Linked DNA regions of Homo sapiens: region 1 is linked to region 2. Evidence: read pairs that join two places in POLR2A ChIA-PET (ENCODE). Cell type or tissue: Panc1. All regions are shown on one strand.

Evidence for each region. ChIA-PET counts read pairs that join two places held together with the same protein. Peaks named below come from ENCODE experiments on the same cell type or tissue, not always from the same donor. Only the 100,000 strongest peaks of a DNase experiment are listed, where the experiment ranks them.
Region 1: POLR2A ChIA-PET joins it to region 2 with 20 read pairs; 3 of 35 experiments call an interaction of 5 or more read pairs at or near these places.

Annotation. Positions count from the first base shown.
Region 1 is chrX:72,268,612-72,273,611 of GRCh38, forward strand. It overlaps RPS4X (ribosomal protein S4 X-linked), which reads right to left. Exons shown (of 7, transcript NM_001007.5): 6 at 4,621-4,778; 7 at 3,431-4,161. The coding sequence ends at 4,060. Among named protein-coding and RNA genes, the nearest start is that of RPS4X, 6.1 kb to the right of the region's middle. In Panc1, no CTCF peak of the experiment used is centred here; no DNase peak of the experiment used is centred here.
Region 2 is chrX:72,618,703-72,623,702 of GRCh38, forward strand. PHKA1 (phosphorylase kinase regulatory subunit alpha 1) reads right to left here. Exons shown (of 32, transcript NM_002637.4): 18 at 4,407-4,573; 19 at 2,023-2,199; 20 at 512-603; 21 at 8-147. Among named protein-coding and RNA genes, the nearest start is that of HDAC8, 48 kb to the left of the region's middle. In Panc1, no CTCF peak of the experiment used is centred here; DNase peaks (open chromatin) are centred at 2,029, 2,519 and 3,029; H3K4me3 peaks cover 816 bases; H3K27ac peaks cover 3,704 bases.

The DNA.
Region 1 (5,000 bases), 350 kb before region 2:
CCTCAACTCCCATCTTGGCCTCCCAAAGAGCTGGGATTACAGGCATGAACCATTGCACCCAGACTTGAAGCAAATTTCAGATTGCTTGTCATTTCTTCTGCAAATCCTTCAGTATGTATCCTCAAAGATAAGGACTCTGTAAAAAGCTGTATGATTGTGCAAAATTGAGCAATTATTTCTAAGTATCACTAAATATGGATTCTGGACATATTTTGAAGGTAGAGTCACCAGGATTTTCTGATAAAAGGAACAGGAATCAAGGATGTGTCCAAAGCTTTTGGCTGGAGCTTGATGGGGACACTATAAACAGACTGACAGGCCAGAGGGAGGTATCACTCTTCTCTATCTGGTTTAGGGAAAAGAATACAGGATTTGGGTATCAAAAAATCAAAATGGCTTTGTAAACTATCAAGTACTATATATGTCCTAGCTATTTGTTATTCTTCTTATTCAAAGCTGTGCTGCATTGTGCTGCTCTGACTCAGATGTGAGGCCTAGCCTGCTGGAGGCACAGGGATGTAAACTAAACCCGGTGAATTTCTGCTAGCTTCAGTCTGTTTCATCTCAGGACTTCTGTTTGGCTCCCTGCTGAGATGATCTCAAAGGTTTCCTTCAGCTCTAAGAATATGAAGCAAATTGGAAGGCTTAAAAAGCCTTACAAAGACACAAGCTATTTTATTTGGAAATTTGCAGCTCATTTAGATGATTCAGGGCCCTTGCGCTAAGTCCACTTGCCTGGTATTAGAATGGAAATCTTCCCCACTATGGGAAGTTGCTAGTAAAAAAAAAATTCCCGGCCGAGTGCCGTGCTCATGCCTGTAATCCCAGCACTTTGGAAGGCCAAGGTGGGCAGATCACCTGAGGCTGGGTATTCAAGACCAGCTGGACCAACATGGAGAAACCCCATCTCTACTAAAAACACAAAATTAGCCAGGCGTGGTGGCACATGCCTGTAATCCCAGCTACTCAGGAGGCTGAGACAGGAGAAACGCTTAAACCTGGGAGGCGGAGGCTACCCTGGGCCGAGATCACGCCATTGCACTCCAGCCTGGGCAACAAGAGCGAAACTCTGTCTCAAAATAAACAAAACAAAAAAATCCCTGTGCTAGTTTAACAAATACATTAAAAAATCACAAGTTTAAAATGTTGAAAAGAAATCTCCCAGGCTAGGCTCAGTGGTTCTTGCTTGTAATCCCAGCACTTTGAGAGGACCACTTGAGCCCAGGAGTTTGAGACCAGCCTGGGCAATATAGCAAGACCCCAATCTCTACAAAAAAACAAAAAATTAGCCAGGCATGGTGGTGTGCTCCTGTAGTCCCATCTACTCAGGGAGCTGAGGTGGGAGGATCACTTGAGCCTGGGACGTCAAGGCTGCAGTGAGTCATATCCTGCCACTGCACTCCAGCCTGGGTGACAAAGTGAGATCCTGTCTCCAAAAAATAAAATAAAATAAAATAAACAAAACCCCACATCTCCCTGTGATACGAGACCACAGCTGAACACACCAATTCTCCAGTTGTGCTGACTGGCTCACCAATTAACATCTAGGAAACCATCATATATGTGAAAGGAACTCTGAGGCTTCTCATTTTCCTCCATATTTGCTTTGGTCCCTTAGCTAAAATTCACATTTCTATCATCTGCTGAGCAGAGATTTTAGTACCTAGAAAGGTGCAAAGTGTAGCCAAGGATGTGTTGAGTAGTGTAGCACCAAGAGCCTACCAGCATTCAGGACCCTGCATCCAGGTGACTGGCTGGAGTCCTGCCCTCTGGCCTTTCATAGTCTCGCCTGTCTGTTTTAAGACAGGGTTTCACTCTCACCCAGGCTGGAGTACAGTAGCACAATAATGGCTCACTGCAACCTCCATTCCCCAGGCTCCAGTGATCTTCCCACCTCAGCCTCCCAAATAGCTGGGACCAAAGATGCATGACACCATGCCCGGCTAATTTTTGGTAGACAAGGTTTTGCCATGTTATGCAGGCTAGTTTCAAACTCCTGGGCTCAGTCGATCCACCTGCTTTGGCCTCTCTCAGTGCTGGGATTATAGGTGTGAGTCACCACGCCCGGCTCACCTGCCTGTTTCTGAAGGGCACCATAAGGTTACTTCTGACCTGGCCTCAACAGAACAAGGATGAGCTCCATTCTCTTGACAAGAGAACCATTCTTAAAGCAAGATACCTGGCAAGCCCACTTACACACCTTTCCCATCCCTGATTCAGGGGGGCCCAGTCCCTGCAGAAATTCCTTTTCTGGCCCAGGTACAGTGGCTCACACGTGTAATCCCAGCACTTTGGGAGGCCAAGGTGGGAGGACCACTTGAGCCCAGGAATTCAAGACTGGCGTGGGCAATGTAGCAAGACCTTCTCTACAGAAACAAATTAATTAAATTAATTTGGCATCACAGTGCGTGCCCATAGTCCCAGTTACTCAGGAGGCTGCGGCTGGAGGATCGCTTGAGCCCAGGAGTTTGAAGCTGCAATGAGCTATGACTGAACCATTGCACTCCAGCCTGGGTGACAGAGCAAGACGCTGTCTTTAAAAAAAAAAAAAAAAAAAAAAAAAAAAAAAAAGTGAATGGGACCCCAGCCAGTCATGCTTTGGCGTCTGCAATATGAATGGCAGAGAAGCCCTATGGGACCAAATCTGGGCTTCAGGGACCCCTGGGCATGCCTCCTTTAGCTGATTTTCTCTGGCAAGACCAAGTAGTCTGCTGACTCAAAGTCCAGGATGCTGCCAGGGGTAGAGATACTGCCCTAAGCCACAGTGCCTCTACAGGCCTCTTATCCACTGCTAAACCATACACCTGGGAAACAGGGACCATTTAACATTCCCAGCTAAATATGCCAAGTGACTTCACATGTTTATCTTAAAGATGTCCAAAACGCAACTGATTTTCTCCCCTAAACCTGTGATGGTGGGATGATTAAGCCTGAGTGGTCTACAGCAAGTTAAGTGCAAGGTGCTAAATGAAGGTGACCTGAGATACAGCATCTACAAGGCAGTACCTCTCAACACAGGGCAACTTTGCTTCTCAGAGGGCATTTAGCAGTGTCTGAAGTAATTTTTGTATTACAACTCAGGGGGTGGGGGGTGAATATCTAGTGGATAGAGGCTAGGAATGTTGTTAAACATTCCACAATAAACAGGACAGCTGCCCACAAATTATGTAGCCCCAAATGTTAACAGTATCAAAGTTGAAAAGCCCTGCTATAGGTGGCAAGGGAGGTTTTCGTTTTTAACAGGAAGACATGCTTTATAGGGTAACAGGAACAAGAGAGTTGGTTGAGAGAAGGTTGAAATCACAAGGTAGGATAATTGACACTGAGACTGGAGGGACTGGATTGAGGAACAGGTGTGTAACAGCAGGCCCCATGAAGCAGGGGCACATCTTCCTGAGACTGGTAAGCAAGCCTGACATGACCCGACACATTTGGACAAGCAAGAACAAGTTTATGTTCTACATCTCTGTCCTCTGAAAAACAGAGTTGAGGACTGCAGCGGCAGCTGGAGAATAAGGGCACTAAGTCCAAGGAACTGCAATGCTTTGCAACATCAACAGCCCATTTATGACCACCTTTAATGGCAACTGGAGATTTTCATCCTGCGTTTGGCAAGATGGGCACAGGAGTGGGAAAAACAGATGAGCCAGGCTTGTGGATGGGCTAGTGCAATACAGACTGGAGAAGAAAATGAGGGCAGATTTTTAGAAAGCCAAGGGAACTTAACAGGGCAGAGGGGTCCACTGTGTAGAGAAGTTCTTGGCCAAGTCAAGGCGGGGGAGATAAATACTCCGGGATTTCTTGGCTCTTTCTACTCCTTGGTTAGTTGCTGTTCCTTTCCCAAGTCTGGTATCTTCTACTTCCCACCACTAACTAAGCCCAGCCAATAACAGACTGCCTAAGCCTGCCTGAGAACTTAATCACTGTTCATGTTATACAGTAAAATAGCAGGAAACTGAATTAAAAAAAAAAACAACCCACAAAACCAAAATGCTATTAATCCTGCCACAATATTTTTAATTACGTACAAAGATCTGACATGTCACCCAGGGACCCATTTCACCCACTGCTCTGTTTGGCCGCCAGTCTTTTGTCTCTCTCTTCAGCAATGGTGAGGCGGATACCCTTTCCTCGGGGAAGAGAAATCCATGGTTTGTTGCCCTGGAAGAGAAAACAAGCAGAATCAAAACCCACCACACACCAACTCATAGTGGCTTGGCACATGCTACATTTGTCACCTCACTTAACAGAACTGAAGCCTGTTTGTGAGAGTGCTTGGCATCAGCTAGGCAGTTGCAAGACACAGATGCTGGTTACCAAAAGCACCCACTGCTTGGGTTTCTGGGGCTGTCCTATGAAACTCACCGTATGCCCTTCAGAATTAATGTCTTAGAAGTTTATTGTGCATAGCAGGCACCTACCATTTATTCAAGTGAGTCAAAGTTTAGTAGTACCTAAGGCTAATCATTATGACTCAGCCCAGCTCTGCGTGAGTCCTATCCAGAAGAGGCTTTGCACTAGGTTCAGCAGAGCCAGCCAGGAGCCTGGATGCTACAATCCCAGCAGCCACCTGCATTTACATATTTCCTCAGACTAGAGAGAAGGAAAACCCAGACTTACCTTGCCAATAACAAAAATGTTGGAAAGTCGAGTGGCAAAGCTGTTGCCATTGGCATCTTTCACGTGAACCACGTCAAAAGATCCAGGGTGCCTCTCTCTGTTGGTGATCACACCAATTCTTCCTAGGTTAGCACCTCCAGTCACCATACACAGGTTACCTAGGCAGGAAGAAATAATCTGCTTCAACTCAATATAACAAATGACAAGCAGCTCAGAGATGGGTCCAAACAAATTTTATTCCTCCTTTCCCCCCATTTGAATTTCCTCATATGGAACTGCTGCCTATGCTAGGACTCCCGGGACTCTCGTAAGAAATTTTGTGGCCAGGCTTGGTGGCTCACACCTATAATCAGTTCGAGAACAGTCTGGGCAACACAGTA
Region 2 (5,000 bases):
CACTTACTTCATAGTATACAGCATATAGAGGATATCAGCTTGTTCCTGTAAGCTTGAGGTCTCCTTCAACTGTAAAACCAGTGCTTTAAAGTCCACCTCCCCAGACTGGTCTCTAGGAAGATGTATTTCTACACGAACAGAGGGAACCTTTAGTTTGAGAAATGATGACAAGAAATTAAGTTCACAAGTGCTCAACTTAAATAATGTCCTAGAATGAGTCATATTTTCACCTCTAAACCTTTTCCAAGGAATTCTTTAAATACTAATGAAAGGCAAAGCAAAAGTAATGAAACCTTCCAGATGTATAATACAGCAATCTAGTTTTCCCAAAGTCTGACCAGACAAACTTGCCCAATGTAAAAGTGAACTGAAAAGAACATGTATCTTCACCAGAATAGCATTTTGCGTACCACTAGTTAGTAACAAGAACCATAATGACTAGTCCTATTATTTCCCATAAAGATGGCAGTTTTTCAAAAAGCTAATAGAAATACCTCCTGCACAAATTTACCTGGTTCTCCTGTCGGGGATGAGGTGAATCAAGTAAGTTGAATGAAGGCCGGGAAGCCTGAAATAACTTCGTAGGAAGATACATGTGAACATCTGCAAAAATATGACATTTATGGGAAATATTAGGTAATTAGGAGACTAATAGAAATGCACAGTTGACTTCAACAATTAAGTCACATGTGAGTCAGTTCTTCATAGAACAAGAATGACAAATTTCTCCTTTCTTGGTAATATCAAAGAAAATAAATATGAATATAAGATAATTTAAATAATGTGCAATTAATAAGTATATTTTGAATTGAATTTCTAGAATTATAGCACTAGCTGGACATGTAAGATATTAAATTTACTAATGTGATTAATCCACGATGGTGCGTTCACTGATACTTTGATGGAATACGACATATAATAGAAAGAACTCAGTTGCATTTTCTATTTTCCGAACTTTTCTAGGTGAATATCTGGCTGCTAGTGGTTAAATTTCCCTAAGAATAAGTGAATGGATGATCCTATCTAGGGAATAAGAAAAATGTAGTTGCTGACCAACTTTGAGATATTCCTAAGATTTTTTACTTACAGTTCATTGTTGAAATACTTACCATCACTTCTAAGGAAAGATTTGTAATTTTCACCACTTTACAGATACAGAAAGAGAGATACAGAGCTCAAATAACTGTTCAAGCAAGTAAGTAGCAGAGCTGGGAATTAAGCCCAAGTTTTCTGGTTCACAATTGAGAAGTATAACAATAAATTTCATCTCTTCATATAAGCCCTTTCTCGAGGAAGCATACTCAGAGGGTATGCTGAGCTTTTCCCTATTATAAATGTTAAATGATTCCCAATGTTCATGTTTAATGTATTTGGTTAGTAATGGTCAATAAAGTTTTAGACAGCAAGAGCATGCATCTCAGTCATTCTCCTCATCTGTAAAATGTTAACATTCAGGTCTTCTAGGTGTGGCCAAGGAGCCCTTCTCTCCTTTCATATCCAGCTACTATAAAGACATTGAACACTCTTAGGAACTATGACTACTCCTGGCAATGTGTGGCAGAAGACACCCTCCACTGTGAATACAACTGAAGGAGGGTAGTGGCCATGGGGAGAAGAATGGCAAAGTTGTAAAGAATGAGTATTATATTTGACAAAACAGCTCTACATTGCTGGAACAACAAGAAAATTCCATAGAAGTAATTTTCCCAAAGGAAAAACCCTTTCTACCATTTCAAACTTTAATGTTATAGTTGAATATGCTCCATGTCTCTTGTTCTGCCTCTTCTTACCATGTTACCAGTTAAACCAGACTACATAGCACTACCTGCAGCATAACTATACACAATTCACTCATTTTACAAATATTTGAGTGTCTAATATGTTCTAGGTGCTGTCTGAGATGCGGGGGATAAAGCAGTGAAGAAAACTAAAGTTCCTGCTTACATTGTAATCAATGCCCGCCCCTATCCTGGGCTTCACGTCATCCTGTGCCTGACTCTGGTGAGTCACGGCATTACTCACTCTGTACATGCAGTTCCTTGGCCTTGGTCACCAAGGACATTAAGTCGCAGGTTGTTTGCACAGCAGCTTGGAACCGATCTAGCCCTCCCTTCTGTGAGGTAGGGGCTAGTTTAGGATGGGGAGCAGTGTGCGCCAAAAGGTGATCTAAATAACGAGCAACTTCATCACCACAGCGAGCTGCAAGGTTAGTGGGGGGAGGGGGAAGAGAAAAGAATGAAAATATTTTAGTTACTTTACAATCTACCCCAGCAAAGAGAATGATTGGCTCCTGTGCTCACAACACAGCACCAGAAGTAGGTTGTTTTTAGCTCATGGAGGAAAAGCTTGTGATCATGATATAACCTCATCACTTTAAGATCCAGTGACCATGGCCATTTACTAGGATCCACCTCCTCTTCAACTTGCTGAGACAAGGTCAGGGTTCTTGAAAGCAGTATGAGCTTGTTTTACATTGGAGCAAGCATTTAGCAATCTGTGTATTTGTGTGTGTGCATGTGATAGTAATGGTGGCAGGGATGGAGGAGGAACAGAACAGGGAGCTTCAGGTCACACTAATGTGAGGGGACTTTGGTGAGGAAGGGCCAGGAAAGGGCAAAAATCTTCTTAGTCACCTCGTTTGTTTACTCAGCAAATATTTGTTGGCTGCTATGTACCAGGCAGTGTACTAGGTGCTGACATTTCAGTGGTGAAGAGGATGGATATGGTCCCTATCTTCTTGGGCTCCCCTTCTCCCATATACCTTCTATAACATTATCTCTGAGTATGGGTAATGGAAAGAAAAACATACATATATCCTGTGGAAGCTTAATATTTCAGACTTTACATGAATATTCACAAGGTTTATAGTTAGAAAAACACACTATTCAGATCGATACCAAAGTCTGCTGTATCAGTCATGAGTCTTCTGGTTTTTGATGATATTTACTGATCTCTCCAGATGTCTTTCTGTGCTCTGATGTGACTAATGCGAACTAGTAGAGCTGTAAGAATGGAGCTCATATTCAGTGACATCCTAATGACAAAGATTGTAACCTTGAATACAATCTAGAGACTTGAGTGGAGGATTATGAAGAATATGGAGAGAAGCTCTTTACCCACAGAAGGGCTGGCAAGCAATAAATACATTCATTTTGAGAACACTGATGAGTAAACCCGGAACTAGGAAAGTGACTCAGAATGCCATAATGTCAAATTCAGTAACACGTATCATTAGAAATATATATTTTAGTAATCCAATGGAATGAGTACTACAGATAAAAATCACAACTACCCATAGAAGAGCAAACAATCTCAATATATGATCTTCTCATTTAATTTTCAAAGTATTTTATGCCAAGACATCATGACTTTTGTTATTACTGATAACAGTAAATAGCCTTGTATTTAATGTACTTTTCCAACAAAGAAATTCAACTGTTTTAGATCTTACAAAAACAAACACAGAATGAATGAAGTGGTGCTTAGTGAGTAAATGTCGGGCCCAAAAAAGAAAATAGTCCTTCTGACTGCTAATGTGTTGTCCTATTGTATGAGATTGTGCTGGCTGACCTCACTGAGGGCAGCAAATTTATTTTTTTCTTTTCTCCAACATACCACTCTTAAGATAAAGAAATTGGCTGCCTTAAGATACAGGCTAACAGTCAAATACCCAGACAATGAAAGCAGGCAAATCATATTTTAGAGGGCTAGACAAATAATTCTTTCTTATTGGCCCTTCTCTGTATGAAATTCAAGCAACATAATGCCTGCTCTGCCTAAGTCAGTATTTTAACACTGTAGGGTAGTGTTGCTCAGTCACTTTCAATGCATGCCCCTGCAATGCTTTCTCACTATATCACCTTTGTATTGCTAGAAGCCAATTAGAGTTTGACTTAGTTGTATTTGCCTAGTTTGTACTATGAAAATAACAGACATACTGAATAGGCTTTTTCAAACTACACAGACCTCCCCAGAGATTCCGATATGCTCCTCTAATATTATATGAAAAGGACTCTAATTAAATTTCATATTTTTATGCTTTTTAATGTCAAAAAGCAGTACTGTATATGTATTATTTTCCTACTTCATACTTGATTAATCATCTCTCACTCACCACTGCTTCTTCCCATGTCAAAATCACCAGCCACTTCAAATGCCTGGGAGAGGAATCTTCCCCAATCTTAGTAAGGGACTGTCCAACTCCATACTCCACAATTACCGCAGGAATATTAGACCAGAAACCAAAGGTAAGTAGAGGGAGGAAAAGTAAAGCCAAACAAAAGTAGAGATCTAGAGTGAGGATAGAACACTGTGAGACTGCTGGCAGCATAAATTATTAAGGATGGTGCTAAACAATATTTTGTAGTTTTGTCCAGCCAGGCCAGTGCTTTATGAAGCCTCCTTACCATGACTGGTTGAATCATAATCATTCATCCAGTTGCCAGATTCCAGGTAATCATAGTTGTCATCATAATCTTCACTGTACAGCTTACCCTCAGGTCCAGGGTCCATGAAGCTCAAGTGTGTGCAACAAGATGTTGTCAAAAACTCTGACAATTTACCTGTTTGAACCCTAAAAATTAGAGGAGGATAGAAAACAGAAAATCAGGGGTGATCCTTTTTAAACAACACAATCTTAGTGATAAAAGGACACCTAACATGTTTTGTTGGGGGATTACTAATGTGCATACATTAATATAAATTTTATAAAAATAAAATTTTACAGCACTCCTAGGCATGGTGTACATCTTAAATGGTTAGGGGACTGTATTAATAAAGGTTACAATTATGGATTAACAATCCACCAGCAGACCAGTTTTGCTCTCTTCTACTGCCATATATTACGTTGCTAACTATGCCAAACATCTGGTAAAAATTTGCATTGGCTACTGGAGAAGCCTGGAGAGAATGAAGATAAATCATCACAAACCCATCACTTCATTAAAAAAATACCCAAAGGTCATTTGAACATAAAGGATGGTACTTGACAATTCTGTAAA